Linked DNA regions of Homo sapiens: all the other regions are linked to region 2. The links are chromatin contacts, found by Hi-C or POLR2A ChIA-PET in ENCODE. All regions are on one chromosome and are shown on one strand. The core of a region is the stretch at or near the end of the contact, and the rest is flanking DNA. Distances in the headings are between cores, read along the strand shown. Region 1 has its middle 45 kb from the start of NEDD9. Region 2 overlaps GCNT2 (glucosaminyl (N-acetyl) transferase 2 (I blood group)). Region 3 has its middle 140 kb from the start of NEDD9. Region 4 overlaps LOC105374928 (a long non-coding RNA gene).

Evidence for each region. Hi-C counts contacts between places; a loop is a spot of excess contacts on that map. ChIA-PET counts read pairs that join two places held with the same protein, here RNA polymerase II (POLR2A). Pooled maps may share reads with other maps.
Region 1: a pooled map shows a loop between it and region 2 (3-fold over the local background). The contact joins two enhancer-like sites. A Hi-C loop is called at or near these places in 1 of 37 single-sample maps with no recorded cell type and 3 of 50 pooled maps. POLR2A ChIA-PET finds 5 or more read pairs at or near these places in 1 of 52 experiments (activated B cell).
Region 3: a loop to region 2 is called in a pooled map, with 6 times the contacts of the local background. The contact joins two enhancer-like sites. A Hi-C loop is called at or near these places in 1 of 168 maps with a recorded cell type or tissue (OCI-LY7), 5 of 37 single-sample maps with no recorded cell type and 5 of 50 pooled maps. POLR2A ChIA-PET finds 5 or more read pairs at or near these places in 1 of 52 experiments (OCI-LY7).
Region 4: a loop to region 2 is called in a pooled map, with 7 times the contacts of the local background. The contact joins two enhancer-like sites. A Hi-C loop is called at or near these places in 6 of 37 single-sample maps with no recorded cell type and 4 of 50 pooled maps.

What each region holds. Positions count from the first base shown.
Region 1 is chr6:11,276,249-11,279,109 of GRCh38, forward strand. It overlaps a transcript of NEDD9 not described here. Among named protein-coding and RNA genes, the nearest start is that of NEDD9, 45 kb to the left of the region's middle. RefSeq lists a silencer at 1,148-1,442 and enhancers at 1,340-1,409, 1,510-1,559, 1,570-1,669. Within about 2 kb of position 1,528, at least 15 of the 41 ENCODE cell types and tissues checked have a DNase peak (open chromatin) inside an H3K27ac peak, as active enhancers do.
Region 2 is chr6:10,531,027-10,533,868 of GRCh38, forward strand. All of the region lies in intron 3 of GCNT2 (glucosaminyl (N-acetyl) transferase 2 (I blood group)), which reads left to right. Among named protein-coding and RNA genes, the nearest start is that of GCNT2, 11 kb to the left of the region's middle. Within about 2 kb of position 1,490, at least 6 of the 41 ENCODE cell types and tissues checked have a DNase peak (open chromatin) inside an H3K27ac peak, as active enhancers do; they include OCI-LY7, where a contact is called at or near this core.
Region 3 is chr6:11,373,017-11,375,869 of GRCh38, forward strand. It overlaps a transcript of NEDD9 not described here. Among named protein-coding and RNA genes, the nearest start is that of NEDD9, 140 kb to the left of the region's middle. Within about 2 kb of position 1,340, at least 4 of the 41 ENCODE cell types and tissues checked have a DNase peak (open chromatin) inside an H3K27ac peak, as active enhancers do; they include OCI-LY7, where a contact is called at or near this core.
Region 4 is chr6:11,513,488-11,516,427 of GRCh38, forward strand. The region is part of intron 4 of LOC105374928 (a long non-coding RNA gene); the gene reads left to right. It also overlaps the pseudogene THAP12P5. Among named protein-coding and RNA genes, the nearest start is that of TMEM170B, 23 kb to the right of the region's middle. RefSeq lists an enhancer at 1,566-1,615. Within about 2 kb of position 1,349, at least 3 of the 41 ENCODE cell types and tissues checked have a DNase peak (open chromatin) inside an H3K27ac peak, as active enhancers do.

The DNA.
Region 1 (2,861 bases), core at 278-2,777, 750 kb after region 2:
AGATTTTTAAATGCAAGTTAATTATTATTATTTAGCTACTACTTAATTGGCATTCATTCTATGCTAGCCTGCATTATTGGCTCTGTGTGTGTGTGCATGTATGTGTGCATGCGTGTGTGTGCACCTGTGCACGTGTGTGTGTGCGTGCATGTGTGTGTGCACGTGTGTGTGCGCACGCGCACACATGCTGAGTCTTCTCTCCTTATCTAAAATGTAAGTTCCTTGAGGGTAGGGATTGATGGAATTCCTAGGGCCTAGAACAGGGGTTTGCAGGGAGTGGGTACACAGAGGGTGCTGCTGTTGCTGCTACTCACGCTTTTGGCCCACCTGAACCCAAATCAGTGCTTAAAATTCTGCCAAGTCAAACCTCATTAGGATTTTTTTTAACTTCAAACCCAGCTCTTTCTGGAGGTCCTGGTTCCCTGATTCTGATGCTTTTGCAGAAGGGCATCTGAGTACCAGAGGGGAACAGGATTGGTTCCACCTTCTCTCTTTACTCAGGAGAGCACAGTAGTAACATGTGCCAGGCTTCCAAGGGAAAACAGAGCCAAATAGTGGCCATTATTATAGCATAATGCATATGTGATGGGAAAGAGGGATTCAAAGGAATTTGGAAGGAACATAATGGAGGAACAAGGATGAATAGTTCAATTAGATCCTGGCAAAGGAATAGCTCTTTGGTTACAGGATCTGGAAACAAACAAACAAACAAACAAACAAACTAGTGATGGAAATGAAAATAGAGTCACTGCAGAGTTTCCAAGGCAGCGAAGCAAGTGTACCAGCACAGTACAAGAGGGCTCTGATGCCCGGGGGGTGCATCTGGAAGTGACTAATTTTCATTTGTAATATGGTGCAGTGGCAAAGCATGGGGCGGAACTATCACGCTGCAAAGACATCCACTGGGAAAGCCACCAGCCACTCTGAGCAATGTCTCTTGTCCTTACACTTAAAATGGAAGCTGCTGGAAGAAAAGGGTTTCTGCCTCTACTTACACCACTGAGTACTTGATAGGTAGTGAGACTATGGTTTTGGAGAGCAAATGTAAACACAGCCAAGAATGGCTACTTAAGTCAATAGTGGGAGGTTGGAAGAATGAAGCTTTTATTAGACAAAAGGTCAACATTCATGAGTGAGAAGAGAGAGGTGGCGTTTGGGGGTGGGGAAGTGGTGGAGGAAGAAATTCCAAAGCATGTTACAAATGGGGCTCAGGAATGTGTTTCAATTAGCAAAGGAAGTGAGCTAGGAGGTCTGAGTTCTGACAGGCATGGGCAGGGGGTGGAAAAGAGACAGAGGCCAGCTGGTGAGAAAAGGCTCAGAGAGCAGCGCGAACTAGTCCACAGGGATGAGGCACGTTGCCCTCAGCCCTGAGATTCTCAAGGAGGCTAGGACATCTTAAAAAATTGGACTTTTGCCCATAGCAGTGTTGAACCATCTCAGTTTGGTGCTAAAGGTCTGTGGTGGAGGCACATTTCTTCCAGCATGTGGGAACTTGAGGGGCAATTCTCTTTCTGATTCTACAGCGGATGTTGTGTAGCGTTCACCCACTCTAGGGCAATAGGGACTTTCTTTGGTGACTTCCCAGCTACGGAATGATTAGTAATAGCTAACTCGGCTGGTTCTTCTCCATTTGCCTGCCTCCCACCCACCCAGATTCATTCTCTTTCTTCCTTTGCCTTGCCTTGCCTCTTGAGAAGCTGAGCCTGAGGGCCACTTCTTTTCCACTCCCTGGCTTCTCACTGGATCCAGCCAGCGGGAGGGAGGCTCCTGCAAGAGGTCGGAGGCTGGAGGGAGAATGGGAGTCGGGTGCTTCCTCTCTGCTGCCTCCCTGCTTCTCTCCACAGCCTCAGCTTTCCCTGGGATCTCATAACACATCTTCTTCCCCTCCCGCTTCCTGTCCAGGCTAGTCAAGCTTCTCACTCGCCAGCCTCTGGGAACCACAGTAGCCTTGAATTGCGCTCTTTTCCCAGTTCGCACCTCTGCCTCTCCTCCTTGTTCATCTGAAGCGAATTCTGTACCCTGCCAGACCCTGCCTGTAACGCTGACTGTGCTGAGTGTTGTGACGTGCCAGACCCTGTCCCCAGCCCTCTCTGTGCACTGACTCACTGAGTCCTTCCAACACTTATAGATGAGGCTGGTGTTCAAAAAGGTTAAGATACTTGCTCGAGGCCACAGAGTTGAGGTTTGAACCTAGGTAATTGAGCTCTAGACCCCAAACACTTAACCACTGGTCCTTTCTACCTCTCTCCTAGCTTGAGGTCACATTGCTGAGGTACAGCTAAGAATGAGAAAGTTGCAGATTCGAAGAGCTCAAAATACATGCCAAAGGTTTATACACTAAAGCTTATTTGTAGGAAAATCTCTCAGATCATATTAACTCTTATTTTGTGCACAATTCTAACAGATAAGATACTGGATTTCCCATCTCAGTGGTTCTCAGCCTTGGCTACTCAACACAGTCACCTGGGGAGTTGCAAACTGTCCTCTTGCCTAGGCCAGTGAAAACACAATTCTGGAGATGGGACCCAGGAGATTTCAGCATGCTGCCAACATTCAGAACCACTGTCCTAGCCCACAGCGGCAATTACTAGAAGGCAGGGATTACAGATGGACAGGTCGGGAGATGTAAGTAAAGAGTAGCAGCTGACAGCTACACAAAGGGAGGATAAAGAGTTAAAAAAAAAAAGCAGGGGGAAAAAGGTTCTGATCTGGGTTCATTTAATGTCTGGGCAAACTACCCCTAGGTCTGCAGACATCTTATTATTTTTATTATTACATTATACTCATTATTCTGAGCCAGTTAAAAAATAGAAATATTGTCAATATACTTGATTGAAGTAAAGGCAATAGATACCTTTTGG
Region 2 (2,842 bases), core at 240-2,739:
GGAGACTCTGTCTCAAAAAAAAAAAAAAAAAGATTTCTAGACTAGTACCTCCATTTTATAGATGAAGAAACTTCAATGTGATTACATGATGTGCTCAAATCCCACAGCTAGTAAGCAAATGCACCAATTATAAACCAGGTCTCCTAAGCCTGATGTTCTTTTTAGGTTGACTTTCAATAAGGTCTCAATTGTTGCTAAATCAATTCCATCTCTCCTTTGGTCCAAGTTCCAAATGATTTTTGAATAATCTCAAGTTGTTTATAGTGAACCAATTTAGTCCTGCTAGTTCAATTCAAAATAAGAATTCATATTTGCAGTTCAAAGGAAAAAGTAACTGGAACCTGTATGAAGATCACAGTCCTGGTTTCTTTGGATTGCTGGTTCAACCCTGGATGCACATTACGATCATCTGGGGCTTCTAAAAATAACTAAGCCAGGGCCTGTTTCCCTCCTTGGGGCAAGACCTAACTATTGATATTTGTACAGCTTCCAAGTGATTCTCATGTACAGCCAGGGGTGTAAACCATTGCAGGTGCTTGTTTTAGATATTGGCATACAAAGCTTCATAGGCTTAGAATTCTCTTTAAGTCTGTGATTTTCTCAGAGCCAGAAGGGGAAGTATAGTGATCAAAAGAAATTAGGGCTCAGGAAAGTCTGGTGGGGAAAGCACAGAGCTGTTTAAATAGAATTGTAGTGTCCAGAGTAAGGGAAGTGAAAGCCTCACTTCTCTCCCATGTGCTTGGAGTAGGATGTAGACTCTTCAGGTCTGGCCACCCTACTATACGGGGAGACATTGACACAGCAGTTCCAAAGAGAGCAGCCAGGGAGGTAAAAAGGCCAATCCCCACTTTTTTTTTTTTTTTTTTTTAGAGAAGACCAAGACAAAGAAAAAGGATAATTGATTTGGAAAAGACTTGAAGAGGGATCGGTGTCTTTACCTAATTAAAAGATTTGCTCAGGAAAGAGAAATTAGACCAACTCTGTCGTTTTGGAAGTAGAATCTAGGGCCAGCGGGTGGGAGATGAGAACACATGGAGCTGGGAATAAAACGGGCAGCTTCCTCAATGGTGAGCAAAGCCAAGGGAAGCAGGGCTGGGGAAGTGCTGCTGAGGAAACCTCAAGGATTGGACCGGATGGCCTCCGAGTCCCTTCCCACTCTCAGAGTCTGTGATCCTAATCAGGGGACTCAACAGAAACTTAAGGGAAACCCCCTGACTTCTCGACTCGATGTATCTATTGGAGCTGGATTTTTACACCCCGTGTTAGCAGTAACAGATTGGCAAAGCAATAGAAAACAAATGCACCAATTCATGTTTTTCAGAAACTTAACAAAAGTTAGCCCCTGAAGTCATTTCTGTGTTATGTGTGTGGAGGAACACTGCCGGAGGACCCTGACCAGCTCTGCCAACTCTTTTTTTTCTTTTTTTGGATCTCACTCTGTCATCCAGGCTGGAGTGCAGTGGCACAATCACGGCTCACGGCCTCAACCTCCCAAAGTGCTGGGATTACAGGTGTGAGCCACACAGCACCCAGCCCGTGCTGGTCTTGACCTCCCAGGCTCAAGCCTTCCAAGAGGCTGGGACTACAGGCATGTGCCCCCATGCCTGGCTAACTTTAACTTTTGTAGAGACGAGGTCCTGCTGTGTTGCCAGTGCTGGTCTTGAACTCCTGGGCCCAAGCGATCCTCCTGCCTCAGCCTCGTGAGCCACCACATCGGGCAAGCCCTGCCAACTCTTTCCTGACCTGAGGCAGGGCTGAATGTAGGAGGTTAGGGAATTAGAAACCTAAGGGTTGTCTTGTTTAATTATTATTCCGGCTATGTGGAGATCTGAGCCATTTTCCGTTGTAAGGGTCCTTCTGGTTGATGTGTATATGTTGTGGTTTTTGCTTTTTTTTTTTTTTTTTTTTGGCAGGTGTGCGAGGGACATTTTGAGATTGTTCCAATTCATTGTCATGATTGAGGGATTATGATTAGGATTCTGTAAAGTAACTAGTCCAGGCCAGGTGTGGTGGCTCACGCCTGTAATCCCAGCACTTTGGGAGGCTGAGCTGGGTGGATCGCCTGAAGTCAGGAGTTCAAGACCAGCCTGGCCAACATGGTGAAACCTATCTCTACTAAAAATACAAAAATTAGCCGGGTGTGGTGGCACGTGCCTGTAATCCCAGCTACTCGGGAGGCTGAAGCAGGAGAATCACTTCAGCCTGGGAGGCGGAGGTTGCAGTGAGCCAAGATCCTGCCACTGCACTCGCGTCTGGGCGACAGAGTGAGACTCCATCTCAGAAATAAAAATTTAAAAAAAAATTAGTCCAGAAAAACATCTCACAGCTGAAGTGGTCTCATGGGAAGGGAGAACAGCACTGCCCAATAGGAATGCTATAATGGGAGCCATAGATCTAAAATCAAATTTTAGATTTTCCAGGAGCCACATTAAAAGAAGTAAAAAGAAGCAGATAATATGAATTTAAAGAATGTATTTTATGCCAGGTGTGGTGGCTCTCGCCTGTAATCCCAGCACTTTGGGGAGCCGAGGTGGGCGGATCACTTGAGGTCAGGAGTTTGAGACCAGCCTGGCCAACATGGTGAAACCCCAACTCTACTAAAAATACAAAAAACTAGCCAGGCGTGGTAGCTTGTGCCTGTAACCCCAGCTACTCGGGAGACTGAAGCAGGAGAATCGCTTCAGCGATTTAGGAGAACCAGGAGGCAGAGGTTGTGGTGAGTTGAGATCATGCCACTGTACTCCAGCCTGGGTGACAGAGCAAGACTCTGTCTCAAAAAAAAAAAAAAAAAAAAAAAAAAGAATGTATTTTATTTAACTCAGTTTGAAACATCACTTTTACT
Region 3 (2,853 bases), core at 90-2,589, 840 kb after region 2:
GGCCAATTGAGTAAACCAGTTACTTAAAGCTAACAAAGAAACAGACATCATCAAGCAGTTCTGTCTTCCCAAATCAATTCTTTTGAAATCAAACACCTTCGTTAAGTGGTTCCTTGAACTGTTTTGCCATAAAAATTAAAAAAAAAAAACTCATGAAGAAAATGAAATAATCATGTACAAAATACCTTTGTCACTTTATTTTTAATACAATTGTATGCAATTTGTTAATTTTCATCATCCTTTATAACTGAATTATATGTGCTTTTGAAAGCTACATAATGAATAACATGTTGTATATAATTGTTAAAATGTGTCTATGGTCATCATATAATTTAGACCTGAGGTCCTCAGTAGAAGACAAAGTCCAGGAAGTCAGAACCTCTGTTCCTCTTTTCACTATACCCCAATACCATATGTATATGGGAGAATGGATTTGATTGACTTGAGTTGTATCTGCAGTGCTTCTTGAAGGCATGAAAACTACTGCGAGTGTTTTAATTACTCAAACCTCCACCCTTCCATATGTAAGCTTCTTGAAAATAGGGATTTTGTCTGGCTGGCTTTCCTGCTGAATCCCCAGCACCTAATATGGTGCCTGGCCCATACAGAGTCCTTAACAGATGTTCAATAAATATTAATATCTACTAAATTATTTTCTGAAATGGATACAGTATCTGAGATGGTTAATTTTACGTGTTAACTTGGCTAAGCCAAGGTACCTAGATATTGATCAAACATTCTTCTGGATGTCACTGCAAAGCTATCTTCTTTAAAAGATTAACATTTAAATGAGTAGGCTTTGAGCAAAACAAATGACCTTCCATAATGTAGGTGGGCCTCCAATCAGTTGAAGGCCTTAATAGAAAAAAGAGCGACATCCACAGAGCAAGAAGGAATTCAGCTAGCAGAGTGCCTTCGGACTCAAGTAGCAATGTCAGTTCTTCCCTGATCTCCAGCTTGCCAGCCTGCCTTGCTGATTTTGGACTTGCCAGTCTCCATAATTGTGTGAACCAACTTCATAAAATAAATCTCTCTCTCTCTCTCTCTCTCTATATATATATGTATATATATACACACACACATTCCATTGGTTCTGTTTGTCTGGAGAACCCTAATACACCCACCTTACTCCTTTGCTCACTCAATGAATCAATCAATATATGTCATTTGCCAGGGATCACTCTCACCCATCAAGACCTCACAACTACTAAAGCCAAACCAGTGATACAACCCCTGAAGTACACTCTTGACTTTAACTTCTCCACTCCGGTGGAGTGACAAAGAGCATTACTTCCTTAATGTTTCGACGATTATATGATGCAAAGCACCTGCATGAGGAACAGGTGCTGAGAGGACACTGTACTTGCTAAAGCCATGTCCTGATAGTGTGACAGAAGGCACCAGCATACTACTGTGCTTTGAGGAGAAAATGCTTCCCATGGTGAGGCTGAGCTGCTGATAGTCTCACTTCCTCTAAATATTTCCACTCTTTACAAGTGAAGCTGTGGGTGGGGAATTTCAGAGTCATGGAAACTAGTCAAAGGTTACTAAAGGTTCATGGACACTACTATTTGATAACTGTGTGGTAGCTGCATAGTCGCATATGCTATAGAAAAAGGTGAATATAAAAAATACATCAATAGGAAGCTTATAGATGAGCACTATATGAAATTTGGTTCTCTTCAGGATCAAGCAAAGTGATGGACCTTCATGGAACCCAATCTGCTGGTCTGGGGAACAATACTTTTGTAAATTAAGTATTCATATAGAACTTTTCCCCAAGGGCTTATCTGGAGGGGAAGTGACAGTGAGAGTGAAAGCCTTAATTTGCCCACAATCAGCATGGGCTAGCCCAGTCACAAATTGTCTGTCCAGGAAGATTCTTTTTTTTCTTTTTGTTTTTATTTTTTAATCTTGGGGAGTCACTTTAGCCCTTTCTTCCTCTCCCATTTAAGACCCCTTCCCTCCTTTGATGTCCCCTAGCTAAAACCTGCTTCTAACTTGAGGCAAAATTTTCACTTCTCTGCTCAAGTAGTTTGTGCATGAAACAGGGATAAATTTGGTGGCAATTGTGCCTTCTTGAAATCCTAACTCTGAACCATCATTTTTGTCAATGACTTAGCACTGCCAACTGATAGAAATGATAGACTGTCATACATTCATGCAATAGGATACTATACAGCTGTGAAAATGAATTATCAACATCTCTTGGCATCAACATGGATAACACTCAGAAATATCATGTTGACCCTAGAGCAAGTCTTGGAAGAATGCTTATGTATGATTATATTTACTTACAGTTCCCAAACAGGCAGAAATTGACTATATGCAAATTGTATATATACCTATGCATATATGTCTATGCATACACTTAGACCTAGGAGGCCAATCAAAAAGTAAAGTAAGGGAATGACTAACAAAATTTTAAGACAATAGTTCCTTTTGTGGTAGGTGATATAATTTGGATGTTTGTCTCCTCCAAATCTCACGCTGAAATGTGATCCACAGTGTTAGAGGTGGGGCCTAGTAGGAGGTATTGGATTATGGGGGCAGATCCCTCATGAGTGGCTTAGTGCTGTCCCTTTGATGGTGAGTGAGTTTTCACTCAGTTAACGCACCCAAGATCTGGTTGTTTAAAGGACTCTGGGACCTCTCCCTTCTGTCCTTTTCTCTCTCTCTTGCCATGTCATATGCTGGCTCCTCCTTCCGCCATGATTGTAACCTTCCTGAGGCCTCACCCGAAGCAGATGCCAGCACCATGCTTTCTGTATACCCTGCAGAACCATAAGTCAATCAACCCTTTTTTCTTTTTTCTTTCTTTTTTTTGAGACGGAGTCTCACTCTATCACTCAG
Region 4 (2,940 bases), core at 99-2,598, 980 kb after region 2:
TTGCCACTGCACTCCAGCCTGGGCTGCAGAGTGAGACTCTGCCTCAAGACAACAACAATAACAACAAAAACAAAGAAAGTAGAAGGAAGGAAACAATAAAGATATTATAAGAGGAGGAAAGTATGAAACAGAAAACAGACAAATGATAGAGGAAATTAATAGGTATAAAACATTTTGGGGTTTTTCTAGGGGAAATGACATTAAAGTTTGACATGCAGAAGAAAAGAGAAATCACCAATATCAGGAATAAGTATGTGAATATATTACAGATCCAACAAACATGAACAAGTGTATGCTAATAAATTCAACAACTTAGAAGGAATGGACATATTTTCTGAACAATACAACTTACTAAACTGACACAAGATGAAATAAAAATTCTTAACTAGTCCTATATATATAAAAGAAATTGAATTTGTTATCAAAATCTCCCTCTGAACTCTGTTAAACATTTAGGTAAGAAAAAAATAACAATTTTACACAAATGCTTTCAGAAACCCAGGAGGAAGAAACACATCCCAGTGCATTTTATGAAGTCAGCCTGATCCTGATACTAAACTTGACACAGACATTTCAAATAAAGAAAATGAAAACACGAGTCATGTTAAGTTGATTTTCTTTCCCCATCACTAACAGGAAGGCAGGAGGGCCTGAGTTTGCGGGTAGGGAGTGCGGGCTAGCTTGCTGGTAGGGCTACAACATCAAACTTGTATGCAGTTCCCAACTGCACATGGAAGAAAATGAAGCCCAATCTGGCCTTCAGGTTACTACAAGACCTTGAAAGAAGCCTGAGGTGGGTGAAGAAATGTAGAAAAATTAACTTACAAGGTAAAACACCTGATTGGCTGAGTAAACATTATTGTCAAACACTTTGAGAACTCTATGATTTATAAAACTAGTACTTACAGAAGAGTTATTTGCAATTATGCTATGCCAGCAATGGTTGATTTTACTGGTCATCTGAACAATCCACATGGTGGACATTGAAAATAAATAAGATAATTGTGATAATTAAATCAGGACACAAATGGAAAAAATGATGAAACTCCTGAATAGAAACAAACCAATAAAGAAACAACAGCAATACACAGAACTCCAATGCCGAAGAAGAAAGTGAAGAACAAAATGAAGGCATTTCACCCCTAAACTTTGAAGAGAATAAAAACAAAGATCACTTAACATTTTTATTTGAAGTTTGGTTTTTACAAAATACACCTTTGGATGAAAATGAGGCTGACCAAATCTCAAAGGGTTTCTTTTCTCCTTTTAATGTTTAAGCACTGCTGGAGTTCAGGGTACTTTCTGGTGAGGCAGTCCTGAGAAAGTTCTTTGAAACACATTATTCAGTTTGAAAACACAACAGAAACAGGTGCTTGAGATCTACAAGAGCTGCACTGGGAAGAAACGGGGAAGTGAGAGATTCACTTCTTTCCTACTGTCGCTAATATGGAGGACATAGCTGAGAAAAAGCAATCACCGGTATTGGTTAGGCTCACTGATGAATCTCAGGGCCAGAGAGAAGGATGTGGGATTTCTCCCTCCTGAAGCTGATGCAGGAAGTTTGGCTGTGAAATGTCACACTACAATAACTGAGAAGTGGGAAATGAACAAGGAATTCTGGTGTGACCTGGCTTAGATTATATCTAGTAGACTTTCTTTCAAAATGGCAATCATGGTAACTAGAACTTTAGAGAAATAATCCCAACATATCTCCACACCTTGCTCTTCCTCTGCCTTAAATATGCAGAAGTCGAAATCAGTTTTCTGTTGTGGGAGGATCATCTATTGCTTTGGGAGCAATTAAAGATGTTCTTTTTTTCTGTTGATCACAAGAGTTTTAGAGCTCAATAATATAATGTCTGTCCTCTTTCAGAACAACAAAGAAAAGGCAAATGAACTGAAGGAAATCTGCTATTCACAATGTACAGGCATGCATGATGCTTTTGAAATGTTTTTGCTAGCAATTGTTTTGTGTTTAGATGATATAAAGGTTGACACAAATGTTAGATGGAATACCTTTATAGCTGGTTGAGCTTTTGTTCTCTGTAGTGCATTAATGTTTTGATTTAATTATAAATTGTTGTTCATAAAAGTATCCTATTTTCAGAAAGACCATCTGGAAAAAATCTCCAGGGCCACACCTCTGATGTCTTCTTTGCAATAGGCAGCTTGACTGCAGCGTTGCATTGCAGAAAGAGATTGAAGATATTTACATTTATTGTAAATTTTGATTTGAGGAAGCCGCAGGGTTGACAACCATACTTGATGCTGAAATGCTGGGAAATTCCTCAAGGCTCAGCAAGATAATCTAGAATCTAAATTAACCACAGAGAATTACTATAAAGAAATAGTGCTCCACCATGAGGCACATTATCCATGACCTTAAAGACATTTTCTTAGAACAGTACCTCACAGTTCCTAAATGTTCTTAAACAGTCAAAAGCAGTTCACTGGTGGCCTCGGTCATAGAACAGCTTACACTGAACACCATGCCAATGTGTACTCAGCTGACTTATTCAATCCTGATACATTCTCTGCCAACCTTCATTGTTGGAGGTTAAGGCCAAAACGCAGAAAAAAAGACAAAGAGCTTCCACCCACCACGTATAAAACTCCCTATTTATCTCACTTAAAGTTTTTTTTTCTTACTGTCTACATGTTACTGAAGGTCCTGTGTATTCTTCCTTTTGATGAAGTTTGAGAATGAAAGCTATGAAATTGGATGAAAGTGTCTCAAACCACAACTAAGAAGCACTTCAACGGACCAGAGGTCAAGTAACTTTACACTGCTTAACATAAATGTTGATATAAAATAGGATCTTAATTTAACAGTAGACACATATATAAAAAAGCTATACATAAAGCCAGAACTTCCTACAAGTACCTAAAAACCACTGAAAATGCCTAATAGTTTTTCTTTTTATATCTGATATTTAGAGG